Linked DNA regions of Homo sapiens: region 1 is linked to region 2. Evidence: chromatin loops called from intact Hi-C (ENCODE). Cell type or tissue: endothelial cell of umbilical vein. All regions are shown on one strand. Links, peaks and the distances in the headings refer to the core of each region. The heading gives the core; the rest is flanking DNA. Region 1 overlaps KCNIP4 (potassium voltage-gated channel interacting protein 4). Region 2 overlaps ADGRA3 (adhesion G protein-coupled receptor A3).

Evidence for each region. Hi-C counts contacts between places; a loop is a spot of excess contacts. Peaks named below come from ENCODE experiments on the same cell type or tissue, not always from the same donor. Only the 100,000 strongest peaks of a DNase experiment are listed, where the experiment ranks them.
Region 1: it touches region 2 in a loop (16-fold over the local background); 5 of 110 quality-filtered maps call a loop at or near these places.

The regions. Positions count from the first base shown.
Region 1 is chr4:21,508,587-21,516,926 of GRCh38, reverse strand. The region is part of intron 1 of KCNIP4 (potassium voltage-gated channel interacting protein 4); the gene reads left to right. Among named protein-coding and RNA genes, the nearest start is that of MIR7978, 48 kb to the right of the region's middle. In endothelial cell of umbilical vein, for the core only: a CTCF peak has its summit at 4,354; a DNase peak (open chromatin) is centred at 4,366; H3K27me3 peaks cover 2,838 bases.
Region 2 is chr4:22,384,832-22,393,171 of GRCh38, reverse strand. ADGRA3 (adhesion G protein-coupled receptor A3) reads left to right here. Exons shown (of 19, transcript NM_145290.4): 17 at 482-627; 18 at 3,989-4,084; 19 at 4,225-5,796. The coding sequence ends at 5,467. Among named protein-coding and RNA genes, the nearest start is that of MIR12115, 130 kb to the left of the region's middle. RefSeq lists an enhancer at 6,680-7,879. In endothelial cell of umbilical vein, for the core only: a CTCF peak has its summit at 3,713 (motif pointing right); DNase peaks (open chromatin) are centred at 3,751 and 7,241; H3K27ac peaks cover 670 bases.

The sequences.
Region 1 (8,340 bases), core at 248-8,247, 880 kb after region 2:
GAACCAGTCTCTAATATTGTGTATGTTTCCAAACTCTTCCCAGACACAGCTTCATGTTTCTAAACTCTTCCCAGATAGAATTTCGTGTTCCTAAACTTCCTTTTCCTAGGCACAACTTCACATTCCTAAACCGTTTCAGACACAACTCCATGTTCCTAAACTTCATGTGTTGCTAAAATCTTCTCAGATACAACTTCATGTTCCTAAACTTCCTCTTCCCAGGCATAACTTCATGTTCGAAAACTCTTCCCAGACACAACTCCACAGGGTTCTGCACAGATTTTCTGACTCGTGCTGAGGGAGACCTGAGTATTCTTCAGCTCAGCTGTCTACAGGAGAAGAAACTGATGCAAGCCTTTCCTTTTTATAAGTACCCTAAATATTGATTAGTGACTCTGACAGATGTCAACAACCAATTTAGTTTGGGGAGTTTGAGAGAGAAAAAGAACATCCACCAATCTTGTCTCTCCTGTACTTCTCCCCAGGTCCTTTCATTAGTTTTCAGTGGGTGAAAGGAAAAGGGTGATTGTTGTGGTAGGACTTATTCTGCCCTTTGATATGCACATGTGACAGTTTCTGACCTAGATTTTAGATGACTCAATAGAGCTGGATTACTTTGTACATTGACTCAACTTTGGGCTATATGAAGAGAACTTATGTATATTATACATGAGATACAAGTATTATTCGTGGGACAACAAAGGGGGAAATGACAACTTTTTCTGAAGATATTTAGGAAGACACTATGATTCCTCCCTTACCTACACCCTTGCTTCTCATAGCACTTTGCTCAAGGTTAGAGCTCAACATAAGTTTCCTTGCTAGATGTTTTTCATTCATCAACCAGTTTCTTGATTTGTTTATTCTGTCATTGAACAATAATCAATTGAGCTACTACTCTTTGCAGCTGGTCTGCAAGAAGATGATAACACGCTGGTGAACACAAGAGACAGACCTCATTCTCTTAGCCAATTTTGTGCTACTATAATAGAATACCACAGACTGGGTAATGTATAAGGAACAGAAATTTATTTGTCTCATGCTTCTGGAAGTCTGGAAGTCCAAGGCTGAAGGATGAACATCAAGCAAGGGCCTTCTTGTAGTGTCATCCCATGGTGGAAGAGCAGATGGCAAAAGAGAGAGAGAAGGCAAGAAGGACCAAACTCCTCCTTTTCTAAGGAACCCACTTTTGGGATAATGAACCAGTCCTGTGATGATGACATTAATCTATTTATGAGACTGAAGCCTTTATGATCTAATTACTCAAGTTCCTACTTCTTTTCTTTTTTTTAGACGGAGTCTCGCTCTGTCACAGGCTGGAGTGCAGTGACACAATCTCGGCTCACTGCAAGCTCCGCCTCCAGGATTCACGCCATTCTCCTGCCTCAGCCTCCTGAGTAGCTGGGACTACAGGCGCCTGCAACGACGCATAGCTAATTTTTTTGTATTTTTAGTAGAGACGGGGTTTCGCCGTGTTAACCAGGATGGTCTCGATTTCCTGACCTCGTGATCCACCCGTCTCTGCCTCCCAAAGTGCTGGGATTACAGGCATGAGCCACCTCACTCAGCCTAAAGTTCCTACTTCTTAACACAAATGCACTGGGAATTAAGTTTCCAACACATGATCTTTGCACATTCAAACTATAGCACCCATTGAGAAAGAAACTTATAAATGCAATGAGTATGGCAGTACAGAAGTGGAGAGTTTTTCCAGATCAGGAGCCCCCATCACTGAGCTCCAGCCTAGTTGAGGGGCATATGGAAATCTCTAGGGAAGCGATGGTTAAGCACCAACCTAAAGGATAAGTGGAAACCAGCTTGGTAAAGAAGGAAGAAATCATTTCTAGAGAAAAGGAGGGAGATGGTGAAGCCACTGAAAGAAATTTAGGATAGCTAGAATGTAAGAACATATTATGTTAGGTAATACTGGGAAATAGGTAGTGGCTAAATCAAATGGACTTCATAGGTCATGTTTAGGATAGAAGTAAGAAAGTATGAATGAGTTAATTAATTAATTGGTAAATAATGAAATGTCTTCTTGCAGGCACACATCTCCCCCAGAAGATGAATACATCAGGCTTAGATAGTGATGCTTTCCTTGGGAAGGAGTGGAGAGCCTATATTTTCCACTACTCTCTTTGTGAGAGGTGAGGGCAAATATCTGAGAATATCTAATTGAGAGAGAGTCTTTCTTTCACTTTTTTTTGTTTTAATTTAACAGTTGCTTCCTATTTCTATCCCTCCTTTTACTTTGAATTTTTCCGTTTTTATTTTTATCTTGTTTCTTCTGTAACCCTCCAACGACCCTGTGTTGATTGGGTTTGCTTATCCATAAATGCAATTTTAATTCTTTTGAGGAAAGAAGAGCCATAATTATTTAGTTACTATTTTTCCCATTAGGGCTGTTTTTGTTGGCTCTGAGTTCTCTGTGGAAACATACACTTTACTTGAAGCAGTTATATTTTATTGTGTGGATATCAATAATACAATGATGTCTTTTCTAAAATATCTGTCCTTTTCCTCTGTGTGCTGTGTTGAAAAACATTAGGCTTGTAGCAATCTGATTGCCTGGAGTTAGTGACACTATGCTTTTCTCTGCTGAACTGAACATGTTCACTCCTTGGGAAATGTTACTAAAGACATCATGTTACTGTCATTTTTGAAAGCATAAATACCACTTAGAAACAATATCAGCTCATGCAAATTACCCAAATGGTTCATTTGTAAGGTTACATCAGGGAAACCGCATTGTCTCCAAAGGGTCAGGGACCATCTTACAGTTAACATTTTTCTGGTTTTTTAGAAGGTCTGACAGCCTCACGTTAGAAAGAGTGACAACACAAGGCTAATACCTTCACTTTTCTCAAGGTCTTTGTCATCTGCTGTAATTTACAAAGCTCTTTTGTTGAAAGGACCTACACCTATTTTGTGAAAGGAAACCTGACTAGTGTTTGATCATAATTTTAACCTGTTTTCTTGTGTAGGAGGTGCTATTTTAGGCTTATTAGTAAACCAAGCTCTCCTAAATCCTTCTCCTACCTTCAGGTCGTACAGATCCATAGACCCAACAGAGTGGACTAAATATGTTTTGTACCGTTGTTCATCCAAGGATTTGGATTCTTTTCATTCCTCTTGTGGTTATCTAAATGACAGCTAACTAAAAACAATAAAGTAGCAACGTTGAAAGAGCAGTTAATAGAGAATGATTAAGAGGAAGATGAGAAAAAATGTATTGAGCATTTAGCACATGCCACGTGAAGGCTGAAGGTTCTGCCTATGTTACACTATTCCACTCTCACAGCAAACCACTGGGGAAAATACTATTGGTGAATACAAAAATATGCTGATGATTATTTAATACATTGAACACAATCCTGCAGATAGTAAGAGGCAGATCTAGGATTCAAACCCATGTTTTTCTGATTTCTTCATGCCAGTGATAAAGGATGCATAGTGTATTATGCTACCTTCTGGTACTTATCTGTCCAATGCCAGCTTCTCACATATCACCAACACAAGCTGTTGATAAAGATGAGTTTGTTGTCTGTTGATGCTTTCTCATGAAGAGCTGATGGATTTTTCAGGAAGTTTCTTTAACGTAATGAGCTGTTAAGTTATTTGCCTGAACGAGAGTCTTCTGGAATAGTAAAGGTAAAGGCAAATCCCAAGCCACATGTGGAGGTAGATGGATTTGTTCTCATATCATACAATGACATGGTTATTTAATTACACCTTCATCTCTGTTACTGGAGAAGGAACTCTTCCACAGCAGGGCTGTCCTGTTAGTCATTTTTGTTTCTCCACAAATGACTAGTGTTTCTCTGCCTGGAACATAGTGGTATCAGGTGAGTGGAGGTGGAATGGCAATGGTAGCAGTGGAGAAAATGGTAACAATGTAACAGCATTTATCTTCCGCTTACTCCACACAAGCCACATGCACTTCCTAGTGTGTTATCTCATCTAATCCTTGTGACACCCATATGGGATTGCTGCTATTTTTATTTAACAGAACTGCCATAAAGCGAGATTGTGTTCATTGTTTAATAAAGGTTTGCTGCAATTAACTGGACATTCTTTCAGTAGATTAATATCATATAAATCAGCCAATTATGTAGACCTTTATTCAGTCCAAAAGAAATATTAACATTTCCAATAGATTTTACCTATTAAATGCTGCGGGAACTTCAGCTAAGCCAATGCATATCTTACAGCAAACATAAGATGCTTGTTAAGCAATATTTTCTTCTGTTCAGGACTTGTGAGCACAGATGAACCTATTGCCATTTGATTCTCATGTATATGTGTTGAGAATATCTCTGTGGCCTGAGTCTCCCTGAACCAGACTCTGAATGACTTTTTCCACTTCTTAAGTCTCTGCTGCCACACTGTGGAGAAGTACAAAATAAAACATAAGTTTCTTAGATTTTTTTTTTGTCATCTTTTACCAAGGAGCAATTGTCATTTACTGTGCTTCAAATTTGATTAAAAAATGACTAACCTTTTGTCTGAATGCCATCTGCAAATAAAAACCTTTCAGACAAAAGATGATGTTAGGTGAAGTCATTACAAATTAAAGGAGTAATAGTATTTCAATAGGATTGCTTTAATGACTGCTTGGGTAATGAACTCAGTTCAAAATGTGGTCACTTTAAGAAAGGCAGACTGAAATAAATATGAGCTTTCAATTCTGATACAAAGGAGACTTCCTTCCTTCCTTCCTTCCTTCGTTCGTTCCTTCGTTCGTTCCTTCCTTCCTCCCTCCCTCCCTCCCTCCCTTGCTTCCTTTCTTCTTTCCTTTCCTTCCTTTTTTCCTCACTCTTTTCCTCCCTCCCTCCCTCCTTCCTTCCTTCTTTCCTTCCTTCCTTCCTTCATTCTTTTTCCTTCCCTCCTTCCTTCTCTTCCTCCCTCTTTCCCTACTCCTTACTTCCTTCCATCTTTCCTTTTTTTCTTTCTCTTTTACTCTATTAAAATTGTATCGACTGTCTATCAGCCTGTGTCAGCCATTATGCTGGATGGTATTATTAACACAAAATCAAATTAAGTCTTGTCTCTGAATCTCAATAGGGACACTTTGTAGTGATAAAGAAAGGTATATATAAAAAGAAAATAGAATGTAAAGCAGGCTTGAGAGACTTATGCACAAGTTATCACGGGACTCTAAGGGGCAGCTTTGAAAGCCACAGTTTAAATTATTTGCAGTAAATTCAGACACATGATTTTCTGAAAGTCAGAAATCTCATTCTCCAACAACTGTGGATGTCATGAGCTCCCGTTGTCCTACTTACAAGGAGCGTTATTGCCATCTTCAGTTGAAGATGATTGGAATTTCTAGGGATTAAGAAAATTACCAAACAAAGCCTTTCTCTATAATTTAATCAATGTCATTTCAAAGTTTTATATAGAAAGATGGAGATCTTTCCAATTTTCTTTGGAAATATACACTTTTTCATGTACGTGTCTTTTGTCATCTACATAATGCAATATTGTTATTTATCTATTTTCAAGCATTTCTAGAAAGTAAAACCCAAGAATGAGGACATTCACCAGGGCTTAAAAAGAAAATGAAAATAAATAAAATTGCTTTAAAGAGCATACAAAATGTCATTATAATATGAAGCCTATACTATTTATTTAGGTCACAAAAGTGATAGCTATATCCTAAAAATGACTTTTATTTATTATTTCTTTAATACACTGTTTCCTAGTATCAGGTTTCTAGAAATACCTTTATTTCAAAAGCTAACAAACCTGAGAAGCATGGTTAAAATAATCAAGTTAGTTTGGGAGATTTAAGGAGAGAAGAGTATGAATTATACTTGCTGAATGCATACTATATACAGGCATGTGGCAAACGATTTATTATTATTATTTTATTTTATTTTTGAGATAGGGTCTTTCTCTGTCGCCCAGGCTGGAGTGCAGTGGAACAATCTCAGCTCGCTACAACCTCTGCCTCCCGAGTTCAAGCAATTCTCATGCCTCAGCCTCCCTAGTAGCTGGGACTACATGCGCCCACCACCATGCCCAGCTAACTTTTTATTTTTATTTTTTTAATTTTTATTTTGTATTTTTAGCAGAGATGGGGTTTCATCATGTTGGCCGGGCTGGTTTCAAACTCCTGACCTCAGGTGATCTGCCCACCTCAGCCTCCCAAAGTGCTGGGTTACAGGCATGAGCCACCATGCCTGGCCAAACAATTTAAATCTATTAGTTTACTTAAAGTTCCAAATAAAAATGAGGGGTCAACATATTAGCTTTATTTTAGAGATGAGGAAACTGAGGCTTAGAGAGTATCATCAACTTGTTAATGGTCTAGTAACTAGCAACCAGTAAATGGCAGAATTTGGATAAAACTAGAACCCACATTATTCCATTGTGTTATCAGAACAAAAAGGAATCATTTACATATTTATATCCAAGTAAAAAAAAACACCCACTGTCTAAATCTGCCTGATTTTTTTTGTTCAAGAGTAATACGATGTCAATAGTATCAGTAGAATAAGTACAAGTATCTTGTTTTATGTATTGACTTTTCTTCCCCCACCCCAACCTTTGTATTGATCAATAAAGTCCTTGTTTTAAACCACATGAAAACTGTATTTGCTTATCTTTGAAGTGCATACTTTCTTATTAAGTACATTTTAAATTAAACCTTCTTCTTGGAGTTGAAAGAAAACTGTAAGCTAATTTAAAAGTCAGGAATCCAATGAGTTTTTTTTGAAGTACAGGCTTTCAGAGCCAAAATTCATTAACATCATTTCAATAGGAAAATAAAATCAAATAGTTTAATGCTGCAATTTTACATGATATGAGACAGATTGCTGCCTTTTTTTTTTTTTTTTTTTTTTGGAGATGGAGTTTTGCTCTTGTGCCCCAAGTGGGAGTGCAATGGTGCGATCTCGGCTTGCTGCTTTCCGAGTAGCTGGGATTACAGGCAGGCGCCACCACACCCAGCTAATTTTTGTATTTTTCATAGAGACAGGGTTTCACCATGTTGGCCAGGCTGGTCTCGAACTCCTGACCTCAAGTGATCCACCCGCCTCAGCCTCCCAAACTGCTAGGATTACAGGCATGAGCCACTGCTCCTGGCCAGATTGTTGCCGTTCTTAAAGACAGGGGATATTTACAGTCTAACAGCAATGGAAATAAATAATTGTACAAACACAGGCCAGAAGATCAGGTGAGTCTAGTTTAGAAGCTTGGTTTTCACTCAAAAACAAAAGTCCAACATCTTAGGAGCTAAAGATAGGGATATGCTATGTAGGCATTAAGTCAGGAACAGCCTGAGGAGTGGCTGAGGAGGGTGGATTGTTTTTGGATAATGGCTCACTTTCCTCATCTATAATGGGTATATTAATGGTATCAGGCTATAGGATTGTGAGGATTAAATGCAATAACACATATAACACTCTTGTTCCAGCAAATGCCTACAGCACTGGTATCTCTTTGATAAATGTTAATCTTTGTTATCATCCCAACAAGCAAAGGAATTAAGTAGAAATGGTATAAATTATGGTATTGTCATACCAAGTCTCCAGCAGGAGGTTTATATTATAATGGATGTATGACAGTGAGGAGTAACTTAATCTTTCTAAGGTTCAATTTTCATACCTGTAAAAGAGGACTGACTATTAATCATACCTATTGTGCAAAGCTGCTGTGGGGTCAAATGAAAGAGTGTTTGCAAAAGGCCTCTGTAAAATGTAAAGGGCCCCTTACATGCTGGTTAGCATCACTATCTATTTCTATTCCTTCCCAGTTTTCATAGAAATCTCACCTTTGAATTTACTTATGAGTCAGAATTATGATATAACAATAATATTAAATATATTTATTAGCTGGGATGAGCTTTGCTAGCTCAACTCCATGAATAGTGACCTATGAGGGGAAAAACCCTATGAAATCAGCTCCGAGGGGAGGGCATACAGACTCCTATTGAATGGTGAGAAGGAAAGTGAGGGTTAGGGAGCAGAAGCAAGAAGGTGTCCATGTTAGGAATAAATTTAGCTATAAGTAACAGCGCTCAACTAACAGCAGCATAAAATAGTGAGTTAATGTGTTTTTATATACCAAGTTTGAAGGAAGGTGGTATCCTAGAGTTGATCAGCTCACAACAATGCATTAGAGGCCCAGATCTCTCTCTTTTGCTGTTCATAGTTTTCATCCCCTTGCTAATTGCCTCAGGGCAGCAGACAGCATGTTCAAGGCAGGAAGAAGTAGAGAAGAATGGTACCAGACCTATCTGTTCCTTGCAAAAGCAGCAAATGCTTCCCTCAGTATTTCTTGGCAAATTATTATATCTTAAGAAGCAGAGTATGTCTGACTTACTCCTAGCTTCAA
Region 2 (8,340 bases), core at 227-8,226:
ACCTGTAGTCCCAGCTACTCAGGAGGCTGAGGCAGGAGAATCACTTGAACCCAGGAGGCAGAGGTTGCAGTGAGCCGAGATCACACTGCAGCACTCTATCCTGGGTGACAGAGCGAGGCTCTGTCCCAAAAAAAAAAAAAAAAGAAAATGAACTCTAATGTATAATGTCACATCTATGAAAAACACACTTTTGGTTTAATGTCTGGGAGCCAGTTCTGTCCTGTATTAAGGGTCGTCTTTGGTATAAATGGTAGTTTGTGGGCTTCCTAGAGCCAATTGTTGGTTTGTGTATTTGAGGATTGTGATTCCCTGTCACATGTCTATTAGAACACAGTGTTGCCTTAGCAGGCAACAGAGTTGATTATTAGGATAGGCCTTCCTGCTGCTTTCAAATCAGACTTCTGAGTTACTTACCAATTTTGAGGTAAGCCTTAGTAGGAACATTTTTTTTCTTTTATTTATTCTTTGATCTTCCTTGTAGGTTGGGATAATTCTTCACTATTCCACCCTTGCCACAGTACTATGGGTAGGAGTGACAGCTCGAAATATCTACAAACAAGTCACTAAAAAAGCTAAAAGATGCCAGGATCCTGATGAACCACCACCTCCACCAAGACCAATGCTCAGGTATCTCATATCTTTGTTGTATTAATTGTTTTGTTTGCTTTCATTGAAGCATAATCATAAATTATAACAAAATTGCTGAGTGAATTTTGGGAAGTAAAAGAACGGACTTGTATGCAGGACTGCCTGGTTTTGAAAATGGCTCAGGCATCCTTCCCGCTGCGAGTCCTCAGACAACTTCTGTACCCTCTCTGAGCCTTCCAAGATCATCTCAAAAGTGGGGCTGATTCTCCCATCCTCGAGTTGTGAGGAATAAATGAGTAAATGGGCAAAGCACTTAAGAGGGGATTGGCCATATAATCGGCTCTATGAAACTGTCAGCTGTTTTTATTTCCTTGAGGTCTTATGTCATACTCAAGTATGTATCAGTTTAATTATTCTATGCAAAGGACAAGAAGACTTGTGTGTTTTTCCTATCCATTATAATATGAAAAGTGGTAAATGGATTATCATGCTGGATGAATAAAATCTATCAGTGATGACCAAGCTTGTTGAATGCCTGATATGTCACTGGCCCTGGGCCAGGGATTTACAGAAGACTCCCTTGCCCTTTGGGAGTTTATAGTCTGCAGGAGGAGAAAGGCATGAGCACTGACTGCGCTGTGTGAGAAGCATAGTGGAGATAGGTTCTTTGAAAATGTAAAGAAAGAAGCCATTAATTTTGGGGGCGGGGGGTTGTTAGGAAATGCTGGACCACTGGCGTGAACTTTACTGTGATCATGACAAAGTGTAGAAGTGAAGAGTGAGCTGAGGAAACCTTGAGGAATGCAGTTTGGCTGGAGCCTCAGATGTTTGGTGTCAAGTAGCAGGAATTCAGGATGAAAGTTGGCTTTGAGGCCTTTGTGTGTCCTATTTAAAATGTGGGCAGCCACTGAAGATTTTTAACTAAGGGAGTGGCCTGACATGGTGTCATTTTAGAAGGATAGCTATGGCTCTAGTATGGAGTATAAATCAGAATTCCTAAGAACAAGGAATTCTGCTGAGGTTATTAGGGCAGCCCCCATGAAGACCAGAACAGTGTCAGGGAGAACACAGAAGAGGACACAAGTTTGAGAGGCTTGAGGCAGTTTCTCTAGGATTGATGTCCAGCTGGATTTAAGAGAGTTGTGTGAGGGAGAGAAATTTGAAGATGGCTGCAAGTTGTCTATTCTAGCTAGCTAGCGTGCCTTGACGGAGGGTGTTTCCATCAACTGAGAAATAAGATAGGAAAAGCAGAAATGGCAGGTGGGCGGGGGAGACATGGAGAGGGGAAATGGGGTGGCAGGCTCCTCAGTACTTTCTTGTGGAATGTTTACATTTTTTAGAAGTCCAGGGCTCAGCAGAGAGGACAAGCTAGAGATTGTCTAGGAGGAGCAGGAGACATTTCCTTATGTGGTCACTGAAGCCATGATAATGAATAGGAACTCCCAGGGAGAAGTTAGTTAAGAAAAGAACGATACTTGGACCTTATTAATGTTTAATAGATGGGCCGTGGAAAAAGTCACTGGATTTTTGGCTGCAGAAAGAGAACACCCGAGAACATGGATGATTTGTGGGAGAGTGGTTCTGTGTTTGACAAGGAGCAGCAGGGGTGCTCCGTGGCCCCAGAGTTATGTTGTAGGATGAGATTTGACACCTCCCTCACTTCTATTAAGAGAAATGAGAGATGATGGTGTTTGGCTTAGAAACTTGGGAATCTTAACCTTAAGCAGCTGTTCATTCCTATAAGGTTCTGAGAAGAAAGATAAAGAGTTAAGGAAAAGGCAGCTGGTGCTTCAAACTCTCTGCAGTCCCCAAATGACACACAAGTATCCTCTTTGCATTAGACAGCTCAAGCTCCGCCCTCTAGCCCTGCTTCCCCCATATCCTTGAGCTTATGGAAGCCTGAGCAACACTGCTGCCTACCTGGAGGGTGGGACACGAGATTTGCCAGTGAGATTCTTCTGACCCCAGAGAGGACATTTTTAGCATCATGGTGGTGAGTGGGTACAGCTGACAATAAGGTGATAAAGGCGAGAAAGTGGTGGTACCAGCGTTGGCAGAAGGAAGAGAGAAAAGAAGTGGTAGTTCAAGGAAAGTTTTAGAAGATGGGGAAACTTGAATATATATATAATACGTATTTTATATATATATATAATACGTATTATATATATATAATACGTATTTTATATATATATATAATACGTATTATATATATATAATACGTATTATATATATATAATATGTATTTTATATATATATATATATAAGCAGTAGAGAAGCATGCTAGAAATAAGCAATAGAGAAGATTTTAAAGATGCAAAATAGGGTTATTTGATAACAAGAACGGGGGTAGGGGGCGTTGAAAGAAGACAGAGAGGGTGATAGGACCCAAGATTAATTTTGGAAATAATACTTTCTTTTCAGGTAAGAAGCAGATGTGAATTAGTACAGCAGGAAGAAGGGGAAGGTCACGTATTATTGGCATCTCTCTAATCTGTGGAATAGAAGGCAGAATTATAGTTTTATAGGGTAATTAGTTTTCAGCAGTACTAACATCATGTTAAAGGATTTTAGTAACTAGGTACAAGGAAGAAACAATATATGGACAAATGTATCAGAGATATTGCCTTTATCCACCCAGTGCAAGATTTGGGGCCATGTCTCAGGAAGGAGCAAACGCAAAATTAAGATTCTGACTTACCCAGAATGGAAATTTATTTTCAGAGAGATCAAGGAGCTCAGAGATGAGCACAGAGTTTTTCTTTGTAGGACCAGTCACTGCTCTGTTTCAATCAGTTTTTATTGCACCATCATTTCCCTTGCTGTCCCCACCTCTCTTTGGAAAAGGGGTCAGGTAGGGCCTCTGCACTCTGTGAAGCTGCTGGGATCCAGATACCTTCCTTACCTTAATCTCAGTGGACTGGCGATGAGATACACAGCAGTGGGCAGTCCTGGGACATGCAGGTTGAGCTGAACATTAGTCAGTAATTAATATGTCATTACATTTCTTGTGTGAACTAAGGCACTTTTCAGTTCACCGGCTGAATCTAAAAGAAGCCAGTTCCTGCTACAAAAAAAAAAAAAAGTAAGAGTAAGTAAGCTGAAATCCTACCAGCAGGCTCAGAGTGTTACTTTGCCTGTCCACAAGGTGGCAGAAGCCGATCAGCTTTCCTCTACTCAGAAACTTACTAGACCTTGTGCTTTAAAACAAGAAATCTAAAAAACAAAATAAAAACACATTACTGCTAATAAATCAGCCTCCCAACTTAACTCTCAGCTTATTATTGGAATAAAGATAATAATTAATCTTCAGGGAATGACTTTTGAAGTACTGAGACATTATGAGAGATACATGTTAAGAAATGGAATGATGAGTGGTTTTTCCTGTGATTCCTCCTTCTAGATTTTACCTGATTGGTGGTGGTATCCCCATCATTGTTTGCGGCATAACTGCAGCAGCGAACATTAAGAATTACGGCAGTCGGCCAAACGCACCCTAGTGAGTATTTTATATTCTCTGTGTACTTGACCCAGTTGTTTCTCTTTTAAGTATTTTCTAGGCATTACAGGTGATTGCAATTTCGTAGATAATTTGTTGAAACATGTAGCATCGATCTGGTTTACCATTTTCTTTTCCAGTTGCTGGATGGCATGGGAACCCTCCTTGGGAGCCTTCTATGGGCCAGCCAGCTTCATCACTTTTGTAAACTGCATGTACTTTCTGAGCATATTTATTCAGTTGAAAAGACACCCTGAGCGCAAATATGAGCTTAAGGAGCCCACGGAGGAGCAACAGAGATTGGCAGCCAATGAAAATGGCGAAATAAATCATCAGGATTCAATGTCTTTGTCTCTGATTTCTACATCAGCCTTGGAAAATGAGCACACTTTTCATTCTCAGCTCTTGGGGGCCAGCCTTACTTTGCTCTTATATGTTGCACTGTGGATGTTTGGGGCTTTGGCTGTTTCTTTGTATTACCCTTTGGACTTGGTTTTTAGCTTCGTTTTTGGAGCCACAAGTTTAAGCTTCAGTGCGTTCTTCGTGGTCCACCATTGTGTTAATAGGGAGGATGTTAGACTTGCGTGGATCATGACTTGCTGCCCAGGACGGAGCTCGTATTCAGTGCAAGTCAACGTCCAGCCCCCCAACTCTAATGGGACGAATGGAGAGGCACCCAAATGCCCCAATAGCAGTGCGGAGTCTTCATGCACAAACAAAAGTGCTTCAAGCTTCAAAAATTCCTCCCAGGGCTGCAAATTAACAAACTTGCAGGCGGCTGCAGCTCAGTGCCATGCCAATTCTTTACCTTTGAACTCCACCCCTCAGCTTGATAATAGTCTGACAGAACATTCAATGGACAATGATATTAAAATGCACGTGGCGCCTTTAGAAGTTCAGTTTCGAACAAATGTGCACTCAAGCCGCCACCATAAAAACAGAAGTAAAGGACACCGGGCAAGCCGACTCACAGTCCTGAGAGAATATGCCTACGATGTCCCAACGAGCGTGGAAGGAAGCGTGCAGAACGGCTTACCTAAAAGCCGGCTGGGCAATAACGAAGGACACTCGAGGAGCCGAAGAGCTTATTTAGCCTACAGAGAGAGACAGTACAACCCACCCCAGCAAGACAGCAGCGATGCTTGTAGCACACTTCCCAAAAGTAGCAGAAATTTTGAAAAGCCAGTTTCAACCACTAGTAAAAAAGATGCGTTAAGGAAGCCAGCTGTGGTTGAACTTGAAAATCAGCAAAAATCTTATGGCCTCAACTTGGCCATTCAGAATGGACCAATTAAAAGCAATGGGCAGGAGGGACCCTTGCTCGGTACCGATAGCACTGGCAATGTTAGGACTGGATTATGGAAACACGAAACTACTGTGTAACATTGCTGGGCTTCCTAGGCAGAAATTCATATAAACTGTGATACTCACATTCCTTGAAGCTATGAGCATTTAAAAACTGTTTACAGCCACCATAGGGATTCAAAAGAATTTGGAATAAACTTTGAAGTTTTGGATTTTACTTATTTTTATCCCCAAATTGTTGCTATTTTTTAGGATCTGAAACAAAATCTTTCTAAAACATTGTTTTAGTTGTCAAAGCACCAACAGGACATTTTGGGATGTGAAATGTAATTTCTTGGAATCTGTAATTTGTACTTAATATTTCAGGCTTGTATTTAATATAATAAATAGGTGTTTGTTATTGTGTCGATCTGTTATTTTTATATTTTACAATATAAGCATTTAGTTCTATTTTAATGAAATTAGTGGTTTGGGGTATTTTAATTAGAGTTACACATAAGTCAGTTATATATATATATTGCATGGTTAAGTGTATTGATTTTGGCACATAAATCAAAGTGATTTTTGGGTTGCTGTATTTTATAAGTCTAGTTTTAAATATTACCAGGTTTTAAAAGGATCTCTCAGGATGTTTTTTGAAAATGGAAATGCCTAAAAAACTTCCTACGTTGCCTTACTTTTGCGTTATTCCTTGGATCCTATTAATACTATTTTCAACATGGTCGTGGCCTTTTCATTGCTTTATATTCGGTCTTAAGTTTCTTACTCTTTTTGGTGTGGCCAGGTGGGGGTGATTGCTGCACGAAAGTTATTCTTGAATGCAAATGAAGAGCTACCACTTAAGGTTCACATTCTTCAATATTGGCTCTTATGTTGACTTTTATTTTGTACTTAAACAGATAAAGTTCCTTAGATTCATGCTGAAGTACTGATTAAATCCCATTCCGGAATTCTAAAAACAGCTCTACTGCAAAAGTTCTCGCTCACTGGTCTTTGCTACACTGCAGTCTAACCCATCTCCTGTCCTGAGTCTCACTGTGGTTCTCAGTTCTCTCGTATGCAAGACAATGTCTGCAAAATTGACACAACTTTGATCTCTTTTCAGCGGAAGTCTAAAGGTTTGAATCAGATTGGATTCAAAAGTACATATTCGAGAAATGCAAAAAAGAATCAAGCCGTTTAGCTTAATAAACTTCAAATTCTGAGAGATTAACTGCTTATGTACAGAGAACAATTCTCTGAGCCATCCTGAGATTACCCATTCTAGTGTAAATGTTCACTTTTCACTGGGTTACTGCATTAGAAATGTTATTTTGCTTGACAATAATAAAACCGATAGTTCTACTTAAGCCTTTTAGGTTTGAGTTTTAGAGATGTTATTTTATGGTGGGGGAAATAAAGCAGCCAGTGGATAGATTTGGCTATATTTCCTGGTTTATGGTCTCCTGGTAAATTGATATATTATGTACAAGATGGTGTTTGGAAATGACAAAGATAAGCTAATAAGAAATGGAGTGAATAATTCTTATTTATCACTATTTTTTTGTTTGCTCGGTGTTTAACCTGTTTGACCTGCTGGTCAGCTGTACCTAGGGAGATAACTTTCTTGTTCTTCTTTTTCCTGCCTCTGCATAGGAAGTGAGGAATTTTCCTTCCTGGAAGATGTTGCCCATTCAGCAAGCATTTATTCATTTAAACATGCCTTATTTTAGGTAACAGAACAGGTGCTGGCGGTGGGGAAGGACTGGAAAAGAAATCAAACACTTGGAAGAAGATGGAGATTCTGCTAAAAATGTTCAAGGGGATTTTGTTACTCATAGCGTGGAGAGTGATGAGCGATCACTTACTCATCCTTAGTATTTCAATTAGAGTTTTGATATTTGTATATAGGAAGTGAGTAATATATTGTATTCCTCCCACCTTTGTCGTTTATGATTTATAGCTGAGATTCTCTATTTTTCATAGAATTGTAAACTGCTAACAGATGTTTCAGTTTTCTTAGAGATCAGCATGATCATTTTCCTAATTTAAAAAATTTGACAACTAAGATCCAAAGAATTTCTGGCTTGCTGGACATGCTGGCAGGTTATACCATGCCCACGGCTAGAACCATGTTTGCCAATGCTGAGGCCGCCGTGCTTGGCAACACATTTCATTGCTTTTACGGTGTTTATTATCTATAAAATTGTATCAGACTTTATTCTTATCTTAGTTGTTTTGAGTTTTAGTTTCATAATAAGGTATAGTTGGTTATATTCTGCTTAAGGAAACAGTTATGATTCTTTTATTTCATGACAGTTGTTTTGTTTTGTTTTGTTTTGTTTTTAGAGTTGAGGTCTCACTCTGTTGCCCAGGCTGAAGTGCAGTGGGGATCATAGTTCACTGTAACCTCGAGCTCTTGGGGTCAAGCCATCCTCCCACCTCAGCCTCCTGAGTAGCTGGAACTACAAGAACAAGCCAGTAGCCCGGCTGTTTTTCTTTTTATTTTTGTAGAGATGGGTCTCACTGTGTTGCCCTGACTGGTCTCAAACTCCTGGCCTCAAGTGATCCTCCAACCCTTGCTTCCCAAACTGTTGAGATTATAGATACGAGCCATTGAGCCCAGCCAAAAGTTGTTTTCTTAATGTAAACATTATATCTACAGATTACATATATAATGTTATATACTAACCTGCTTTTTAGGTAACAGTTAGAAATTAGATTTGTGTATGACTATTTTTGTGACTAGATTTATATACTAACGTACATGTATATTAATATTTCAGGTCATTAATAGGTGGCAACTGATTTTTAAATCTCAGGATATTTTGGATAAATGTAACAATGTAACTATATGTATGTTCAATATATTTATATTAGTAATATATACAGATGGCAACTTAGGTTTAGTTGCTGATTGGAATCTATACATAGGTCTCATTATAGAGAAGCAACAATGTTAGAACAGACTT